2 separate regions of the Homo sapiens genome follow, and region 2 is linked to region 1. A link is an interaction called in ENCODE POLR2A ChIA-PET data of the cell type or tissue named here. Cell type or tissue: CD4-positive, alpha-beta T cell. All regions are shown on one strand. Each heading gives the region's core, and the rest is flanking DNA. Links, peaks and the distances in the headings are about the cores only.

What was found. Peaks named below come from ENCODE experiments on the same cell type or tissue, not always from the same donor. Only the 100,000 strongest peaks of a DNase experiment are listed, where the experiment ranks them.
Region 2: POLR2A ChIA-PET joins it to region 1 with 5 read pairs; 11 of 35 experiments call an interaction of 5 or more read pairs at or near these places.

The regions. Positions count from the first base shown.
Region 1 is chr16:48,376,724-48,381,117 of GRCh38, reverse strand. The region is part of intron 1 of SIAH1 (siah E3 ubiquitin protein ligase 1); the gene reads left to right. Among named protein-coding and RNA genes, the nearest start is that of SIAH1, 6.5 kb to the left of the region's middle. RefSeq lists an enhancer at 2,815-3,316. In CD4-positive, alpha-beta T cell, for the core only: no CTCF peak of the experiment used is centred there; no DNase peak of the experiment used is centred there.
Region 2 is chr16:48,317,076-48,321,469 of GRCh38, reverse strand. The region is part of intron 11 of LONP2 (lon peptidase 2, peroxisomal); the gene reads right to left. Among named protein-coding and RNA genes, the nearest start is that of SIAH1, 66 kb to the left of the region's middle. RefSeq lists an enhancer at 1,647-2,269. In CD4-positive, alpha-beta T cell, for the core only: no CTCF peak of the experiment used is centred there; DNase peaks (open chromatin) are centred at 2,589 and 3,679; H3K4me3 peaks cover 723 bases; H3K27ac peaks cover 917 bases.

The DNA.
Region 1 (4,394 bases), core at 116-4,115:
CTGTCTTAGCCTCCCAAAGTGAAGAGTATCTTTAGTTTTGTAAGAAATTGCCAAACTGTCTTCCAGATTGGCTGTACCATTTTGCATTCCTACAAGCAATGAATGAGCGTTCCTGTTGCTCTGTATCCTCGGCCGGATTTGGAGCTACCACTGTTCTGGATTTTAGCCGTTCTTTTTTTTTTTTTTTTTGAGACGGAGTCTCACTCTGTCGCCCAGGCTGGAGTGCAATGGCGTGATCTCGGCTCATTGCAACCTCCACATCCCAGGTTCAAGTGATTTCTCCTGCCTCAGCCTCCTGAGTAGCTGGGATTAGAGGCATACACCACCACGCCCGGCTAATTTTTCTTTTTACTTTTAGTAGAGACGGGGTTTTGCCATGCTGGCCAGGTCAGTCTCGAACTCCTGACCTCAAGTGATTCGCCCACCTCGGCCTCCCAAAGTGGTGGGATTACAGGCGTGGGCCACTGCGCCTGGCCTGTAGTGGTATCTTACTGTTTTAAATTTGCATTTCCGTGATGACATGTGATGTGGAGCATCATTTCATATGCTAGTTGTTATCTGTATATCTCTTTGGTGGGGAGTTAGTTAAGGTCTTTTTGACTCTTTTTTTTAGGTTGGGTTGTTTTGTTATTGGTGAGTTTTTGTTTTTTTTTTGTTTGTTTTTTTGGAGACAGAGTCTTACTCTTGTCCAGACTGGAGTGCGGTGGCGCCAACTCAGCTAACTGCAACCTCCGCCTCCCAGGCTCAAGCAGTTGTTCTCGTGCTCAGCCTGCTGAGTAGCTCCTGAGTAGCTGAGATTAGAGGAACGAGCCCACCGTGCTCGGCTAATTTTTGTATATTTAGTAGAGACGGGGTTTCGCCATGTTGGCCAGCCTGGTGAACTCCTGGCCTCAAGTGATCTGCCTGCCTCAGCCTCCCAAAGTGCTGGGATTACAGGCGTGAGCCACCGTGTTCGGCCAGGTTTGCATATTTTGGATAACAGTTCTTTTTTAGATACGTCTTTTGCAGATATTTTTTCTGTTCTCTATCTCAAAGCTGGCATTGCCTCTCTTCTTCACATTTACATTCATTTCCTTCTACCTTTAAGAGATCTCCTTTTGGTCTCCAGCCTTACAGTCAGTTTTCCTACTGCAGTTTAAGTGAGCTTTCTAATAGGTGAACCTGACTTAAAAGGCTTTCAGTGTAAAGTTCTAAGTTCTTGATATGGTTCGTAAGTACATAGCCTCTCCTGAGCTGGCCTCTCTTGTTACTCCCCTGCCATTTTGGACTTTACTTGCAAGCCCCTCTCATCCTATTAAGCTCTCTTATCTCAGCCTGGACATCACTAGCTGAGAAGCTCTTTGTGAACTCTGCACATTGAATTGGATGTCATCTCTGTGTTCCCATAGCACTCTGCTCGGTCCCACTGTAACATATCCTCCTGAATTATAATTTTTCTTTAGTTGTATGCCTCCCCAGATAGACTGTAATCTCTATGACGACTTGGTCATCCTTGTGTCTCAAGAGTTTAGGACTCTTTCTGGAACATAGGTGGTGCTCAGTAAAAAGTTATTGAGCGACTGACTCCACACTGTCCTTATTAAACTCTTCTAGCCTTTTCGTTGTGTTTTGTTTTTACCAAGGCATAGTGTTTCTTACAAACTTCTCTAGCCTTATTGCCTGTGTTTCCCCTTTGCCCTACCTAGGCCAACTGGGTTCTTTTGTTCCTTGAACACTGCTTTAGCATCTCTGTGCCTTTGGTCATGATTGTATTTAGCCTCTGAAATGTCTATTTGTGCTACTTTGGGTAGATTACTGAACCTCTCTAAGCCTTAGTTCTATTAGTACATGAACAGTTATTAAGTATATTGCTGTTCCCTGCCTTCCCCTCGCCCCCCCAGCCCCCATGTCCTAATGCTAGAGTGTCAGTATAATTAAGTGGCTAAGAGGACAAGCCCTTAAGAGTCAGATCTGGATGTGTCTCTTGGCTCTATCACTTATTAGTTGTGTTTGTGACTTTAAGTTCCATGAGAGCAGAGACACTGCCTACTTTGCATCTAAAAGCACATTGCCTAACACAGCAAGTGTTGTAAAAAGATTAGTTGTTGAGTAAGTTACTTCTCTAAATATTACCACTTACCTTCTAGTGAGGAAAGAAAGAAACAGAATTACAAATTGTGAAGTGTACTGTAAAGGAGTCAAAGTGCTGAAGAGACCAGTGGGGTGGAAGGGAGACCTGGTGTCCAAGGATAAGGAGCTCGCCCTTTGAAGGGGGAAGGAGTACATCTTAGATGGAAGATGCAGCCAGATAAAGGCCCCATGAAGTAGGGATGAATTTGGACTGCTCTAGGACCTGAGGAGTGTTGCTGGAGCAAATGGGTAGTAGAGAGAGACAGGTTGAAGAACTGTGCAGAGGGAAAGAGAGGAGAGATGCTGTGAAGTGTTAGCTGATATTAGCATCTGGCTGTTGTTCAAGGAGATTCTAGGAGAATACCTAGAGCAATATTAGGACTTTTATTTTCTAAATGTAAACTATTTTGTTGACATTTAGCCTAAATACATATGGAAAAAGTGCTCAAATCATGTGTACAGCTTGACATTTTCACAAAAGGAACGCTATTGTAACCACCTCCCAGATCGAAGAAACAAGGAGCCGCCCCCTTCACAGGAAACCACCTCTTGACTTTTTACACCATAGATTTATTTTGCCTAATTTTGTGCCTTATATGAATGGAACAGTAGAGTTTGTACTCTTTCATTCTTTTGTTGTTGTTGTTGTTGTTTTGTGACAAAGTTTCACTCTTGTTGCCCAGGCTGGAGTGCAATGGCACAGTCTTGGCTCACGGCAACCTCCACCTCCCGGGTTCAAGCGATTCTCCTGCCTCAGCCTCTCGAGTAGCTGGGATTACAGGCATGCACCACCACACTTGGCTAATTTTTTGTGTTTTTAGTAGAGATGGGGTTTCTCCATGTTGGTCAGGCTGGTCTTGAACTCCCAACCTCAGGTGATCTGCCTGCCTTGGCCTCCCAAAGTGCTAGGATTACAGGCGTGAGCCACTGCGCCCGGCCTGTACTCTTTCATTTCTGTTTGGCTTCTTTCACTCAACATTATGTTTTTTTGTGTGATTAAGGAGTATTATTTGCTTATCCATGACAAAGTTACCAGCTGAATAGCCATGTGTCCCAGTACTTCTTATTTTATTTTATTATAATTTTTATTTTTATTAGAGACGAGATCTCACTATGTTGTCCAGGCTGGTCTCAAACTCAAAGGCTTTAGCAATCCTGCCGCCTCGGCCTCCCAGATTGTTGGGATTACAGGTGTGAGCTGCCACACCTGGCCCTTCTTTTGTTTTTTAAGTCTTATTCTTTTCCCTGACCATCTCAAATACTTTCTGACCAGTATTTCTAGAACGATTTTTTTTTTCCTTAAATCTTCAGGAGGCTCAGCGTGGCGGCTCACGCCTGTAATCCCAGCACTTTGGGGAGGCCGAGGCTGGTGGATCACTTGAGGTCAGGAGTTCAAGACTAGCCTGGCCAACATGGTGAAGCCCTGTCCTTGTCTCTACTAAAAATAAAAAAATTAGCTGGGCATGGTGTCATCCCCCTGTAATTCCAGCTACTCGGAGGCTGAGGCAGGAGAATCACTTAACCCGGGAGGTGTAGGTTGCAGTGAGCCGAGATGGTGCCACTGCACCCAGCCTGGGCAACAGAACAAGACTCTGTCTCAAAAAAAAAAAAAAAAAAAGTCTTCCAGAACTTTAGGTTTAATGTTACAGACAAGATATGACCAGAATAAAGCTGGCAGAAACCTTCCATTAGGTTTGTGGTTGCCCAGTCATGTTTGAACTGACTTGTTTTTTTTGTTTTGTTTTGTTTTTGGTTTTTTTTGCTTATTCGTTTTTGTTTTGAACAGGGAGTCCGGGCACATGGAATAAACTAGAAAGAGAAAAACCTTTGGAGAACTAATTATATTTATAAAACAGATCTTGCCAGTGAGAAATATTTTCTTAAGGAGTTTAATGCCAGTCTTGAATTTTGTAGAAAATATTTCAGCGTACTTGGTATAGTTATTTATTAGTGTCACATCGACCACCTTGGTCTAGTGATGGTTGATACAGTAAATATAAGTGTATACTAGCTTCTCTGCAAAGACTCTACCTTGGAAAGATTACTTCAATAATTTATTTGACAAAATGAAGTAATCCTCTCCCTGTTAAAAACTTCTTCCTGGTTTCCTTCCTTTGTATTTCACATTAAATTTTGCCCTTTTGAATTTGGCCAGAACTCAGGCTTGTTGGGTAAGGTAGCTTTACTTCTAAAAACTTGTCAAGGGCCCTGATTTAGCTTTATTAGAACAACTTCGGATATCTTGTCTATACAGACGTTAGTTAATTTTTGCAGACTGTATTCTT
Region 2 (4,394 bases), core at 152-4,151, 60 kb after region 1:
GATTGAATAAACTGGTATAAACAAGGGCCCAAAACATAGGAATCCATCTTTAGTACCAGACAAGAAAGTTTGCACCCCTGTTTTCAGTGGGTTTTATGTATTAATAAATCTCATTTCCTGTATTAGAGATTCAGAAAATATTCCTAGACAATTATTTAGATGAGTAGTTAAAATGCAGAGACCTTTTGTAATATTTTTTTTAAAACCATTAAGTATTGCTTTAATACTCTTGTAACTTGAGTTTGTTTTGATAATGTATAACAATGACAACCAAAGGTCACTGCAGGCCGGGCGCGGTGGCTCACGCCTGTAATCCCAGCACTTCAGGAGGCTGAGACAGGTGGATTTCTTGAGCTCAGGAGTTTGAGAACAGCCTGAGCAACATGGCAAAACCTGTGGTCCCAGCTACTCTAGGGACTGAGGTGGGAGGACAGCTTAAGCCCGTGAGGTGGAGGTTGCAGCAAGTTGAAACCAGGCCACTCCACTCCAGTCCGGGTAACAGAGCCAGACTCTGTTTTAAGGTCAATGCATTTTCCTATATGATTCATTTAACAGAATGATGACTTTATAATTATTTGATAATATTTTATTTTCCTGTCCCCAATTGGAATTCAAATAACAAATGTTTGGCTCCTATTATAGTTAGATTTTTGCCTTCATTGAAGCTTCCTCCCGGTCTGTACAGGCAAACAAGTCTCTCTTAAACCAGGCCAATATTGATGAGGGATAAATCAGTAAATCAGTGTAAATGTCAGACTCAGAAAATAATATTTAGTATATCTTCATGATATTGGCAGTATATACCAACATGATATTTTCACCTCAACGTTAGACCACCGCCTGATTTTAGAAGTTTGGACATAGCATACTGCCTAGTATCCCATCAAATGCAATGGATTTAGCACAGAAAGTGTTACTCTCTAGATCTATTTTTTTTTTTTAATAATCTTGGCTTATTTGTAAAATCCAATTAGCTCTAACAACACTACAAACCCCTGAAGCTTAGTACCAATGAGCCAGTGCCTAAACTCTTGTCTCTGAAACCCATATTCCTCAACAGCAACCTTAGTTCCTTGGAAAATTATAAATTCTTATTTGTCCTGAGCTACTAATACAATCAAAGGAAAGGTAAGAATGAACAAGATGAAACAAGACTTTAAATACTGAAAATGCAAAACCGAATCCAAACTTCTAACCCCTATCTGTGCAACCTGGGTCTTTGATAAGAAATCAGCTCAAGTTTGATGGATATTCTACAGTATAAACTTCAATGCGGGCTTAGAAAAATTCTTTTTTTTTTTTTTTTTTTTGAGACAGAGTCTTACTCTGCTGCCCAGGCTAGAGTGCAGTGGCGTGATCTCGGCTCACTGCAACCTCCGCCCCCCAAGTTCAAGCGATTCTCCTGCCTCAGCCTCCCGAGTAGTTGAGATTACAGGCCCCTGCCACCATGCCTGGCTAATTTTTGTATTTCAGTAGAGATGGGGTTTCACCATCTTGGCCAGGCTGGTCTTGAACTCCTGACCTCGTGACCCACCCACCTCGCCCTCCCAAAGTGCTGGGATTAAAGGCGTGAGCCACCACGCCTGGCCAAAAAATTCTTACAGGCACACGCACAAAAAATAATCTGTGTCAGCTAGCCTTCAAGATGGTGCCCAGATATCCCATCCCCATGGAGTTAGTGCCTCCCATATCATACCAGGGTTGGGCTGTGTGACCAAGAGAATATGGCAATAGTGATGGGTATAAAAGACTGCAGTTTTGTCTTGATTCTTACTCTCCCTGCTTCTCTCACACATCATTCCCTCTGGGAGAAGCCAGCTGTCACAGCCTTGCCCTAGGGAGAGACACATTACCTCTTACCAGAGATAAGAAACTGAAGGCTCTGGCCAAGTCAGCAAGGAACTGAGGTCAGCTAACAGCCATGTCAGTGGGCTATATAATATAAAACTATATTAATTTTATATTAAAACTAATATAAAATCCAAAAGATAGGAAGATCCTGTAACAAGTAGAAGACTGTTCCAAGAAGACAAAGACAGGAATTTAGCAAAAAGTTACACAAAGCACAGAGGTTACTTTTTATTTTTTTTGAGAGAGTCTTGCTCTGTCATCCAGGCTAGAGTGCAGTGGCTTGATTTTTGGCTCACTGCGACCTCCACCTCTTGGGCTCAAGTGATTCTCCTGCCTCACCCTCCCAAGTAGCTGAGATTACAGGCACCCACCACCATGCCCAACTAATTTTTTCTATTTTTAGTAGAGACAGGGTTTCACTGTGTTGGCCAGGCTGGTCTCGAACTCCTGGCCTCAAGTGATCTGCCTGCCTCGGCCTCCCAAAGTGCCAGGATTACAGGCATTAGTCACCATGTCTGGCCACAGAGGTTACTTTCTAAACATTAAATTTAGCATTTTCTGTTAACATAAATGCACTCATGGCCGTAGACGAGAATGGATATGTTTCAGATTTGGAGAAGAATAGTCAAAAAAAAAAAAAGCTGAAAGGATCAAAAGCACTTGATTCTCTTGCAGAGCCAGCTTCCTGTTTTGGTTGAGGAAGGAGCTGCACTTAAAATAACTAGCATAAAGCATGCTTAGGGCTTGCAAAGTCAATGGCAGGAAGCCACAACAAAGAGCTCTGAAAGCAGCCCAACAGAAGGCTGATTCCTCCTGGAGAACTGCATCCTGAGAAAGGCTAAGAGAAGAGGCGCTTGCATAGTCAGTGAGTGGGAACGAACACAAGCCCATCAGCATGTGGCTCTCCTCTGTGACACTCTGACCCCTTGGCTCTAGGTATACTTGCTTACGTGGCAGGATACCTTTCTCCCACTCACCACATTCTTGCCAATAGTTAAAGGTGTGGTAAAGTGGGAGAATGAAAGTCAATGAATGAAAAGAACTAGTGCTGTAAAATTCAAATATTTTATTTTGATGAATTTTATTTTCTTTCTTTTTTTGAGGCAGAGTCTTGCTCTGTTGCCCAGGCTAGAGTGCTGTGGTGTGATCTCGGCTCACTGCAATCCCCGCCTCCCAGGTTCAAATGATCCTCCCATCTCAGCCTCCCAAGTAGCTGGGACTACAGGTGTGTGCCACCACGCCCAGCTAATTTTTGTATTTTTAGAAGAGATGGGGTTTCACCATGTTGGCCAGGCTGGTCTCAAACTCCTGACCTCAAGTGATCTGCCCTCTTCAGCCTCCCAAAGTGCTGGGATTACAGATGTTAGCCACCACACCTGGCTTTTGATGCATTTTAAATTGAGGTTGTCTGGAAAGCAAGCCCTAAGCATGCTTTATGCTAGTTATTTTAAGTGCAGCTCCTTCCTCAACCAAAACAGGAAGCTGTCCCTGCGAGAGAATCAAGTGCTTTTGATCCTTTCTGCATTTTTTTTTTTTAACTATTCTTCTCCAAATCTGAAAAACCACATCCCGGGAGTACCACATAATAAAAGGATGTATATCAAGGAATTAAGGATGTAATACCTACTTCCTTCCACTACATTAGGTTGATTTCACTGTCCCACCTAAGGCAAATACAGCAGATAAACAACAAATCTCCAAATGCAACTCACACAAAATAGGATCCATATTGAGCTACAAAAATTGTCATTGAGGGAGACAGACTTGTGGTCTAGCCAGCCAAAGCTTTGTGGTCAGCAGGGGGCTCAAGGAATCTATCATAAGAGGACAGGCCTGTCATCACTGACATCAAATCTTATTGCTTATGACTCACCACCCAACCACTAGCCTTTTCTCCAACTTACAGCTTCTCTTTTCCTACAGACTGGAAAATGGATAGCCAAGTTTATAAAGACATGTCTGTTAACCAAGTCAAACAGGCAAAGCATGGTGTTTACTGAGGAATGTTGTGAAGGGATTTATAAATCAAATCACAGTCAAAGTAGGTGGCTACTAAAGATCCTACTCAAATGAGATTTTATAATAGTCAATTATATAGGTAGAAGCCTAAAGCTACAAAACAAAAGCAATGTTTCTTCTTAGTTTTGTTGTTTTTTCCCCCTCTTTTCTTTGGGATTTGAGGTAGAATTGAGTATCACCATAATTCAGAATTGACAGAGTAGATGGTATGTTTAGAATCATAAAACATTTAGTCAAAAGTAATTCTGAAAATTAGAGGTTGTCAAAGCAACTGGGACTTCATTGGCAAAATCCCAATAAAGGAAGAAACCAAAAAGAAGGATCTCAAAAATCTGCACTTAAATCCCCCTCAAGCTGTTGACTAACTCCTAAGTTGAATGTATTCAGGGTGAGTCTTTTAGAAACCCAGGAGAAAGGAGAAGCCAGGATGCTAAAGACCTGATTGGATTTTCATGTGAGAACTCAGAAAGATCATGCTCTAGAAGTAAGGGTCACCCACGAAGGAATAAGAACTACATCCTGGG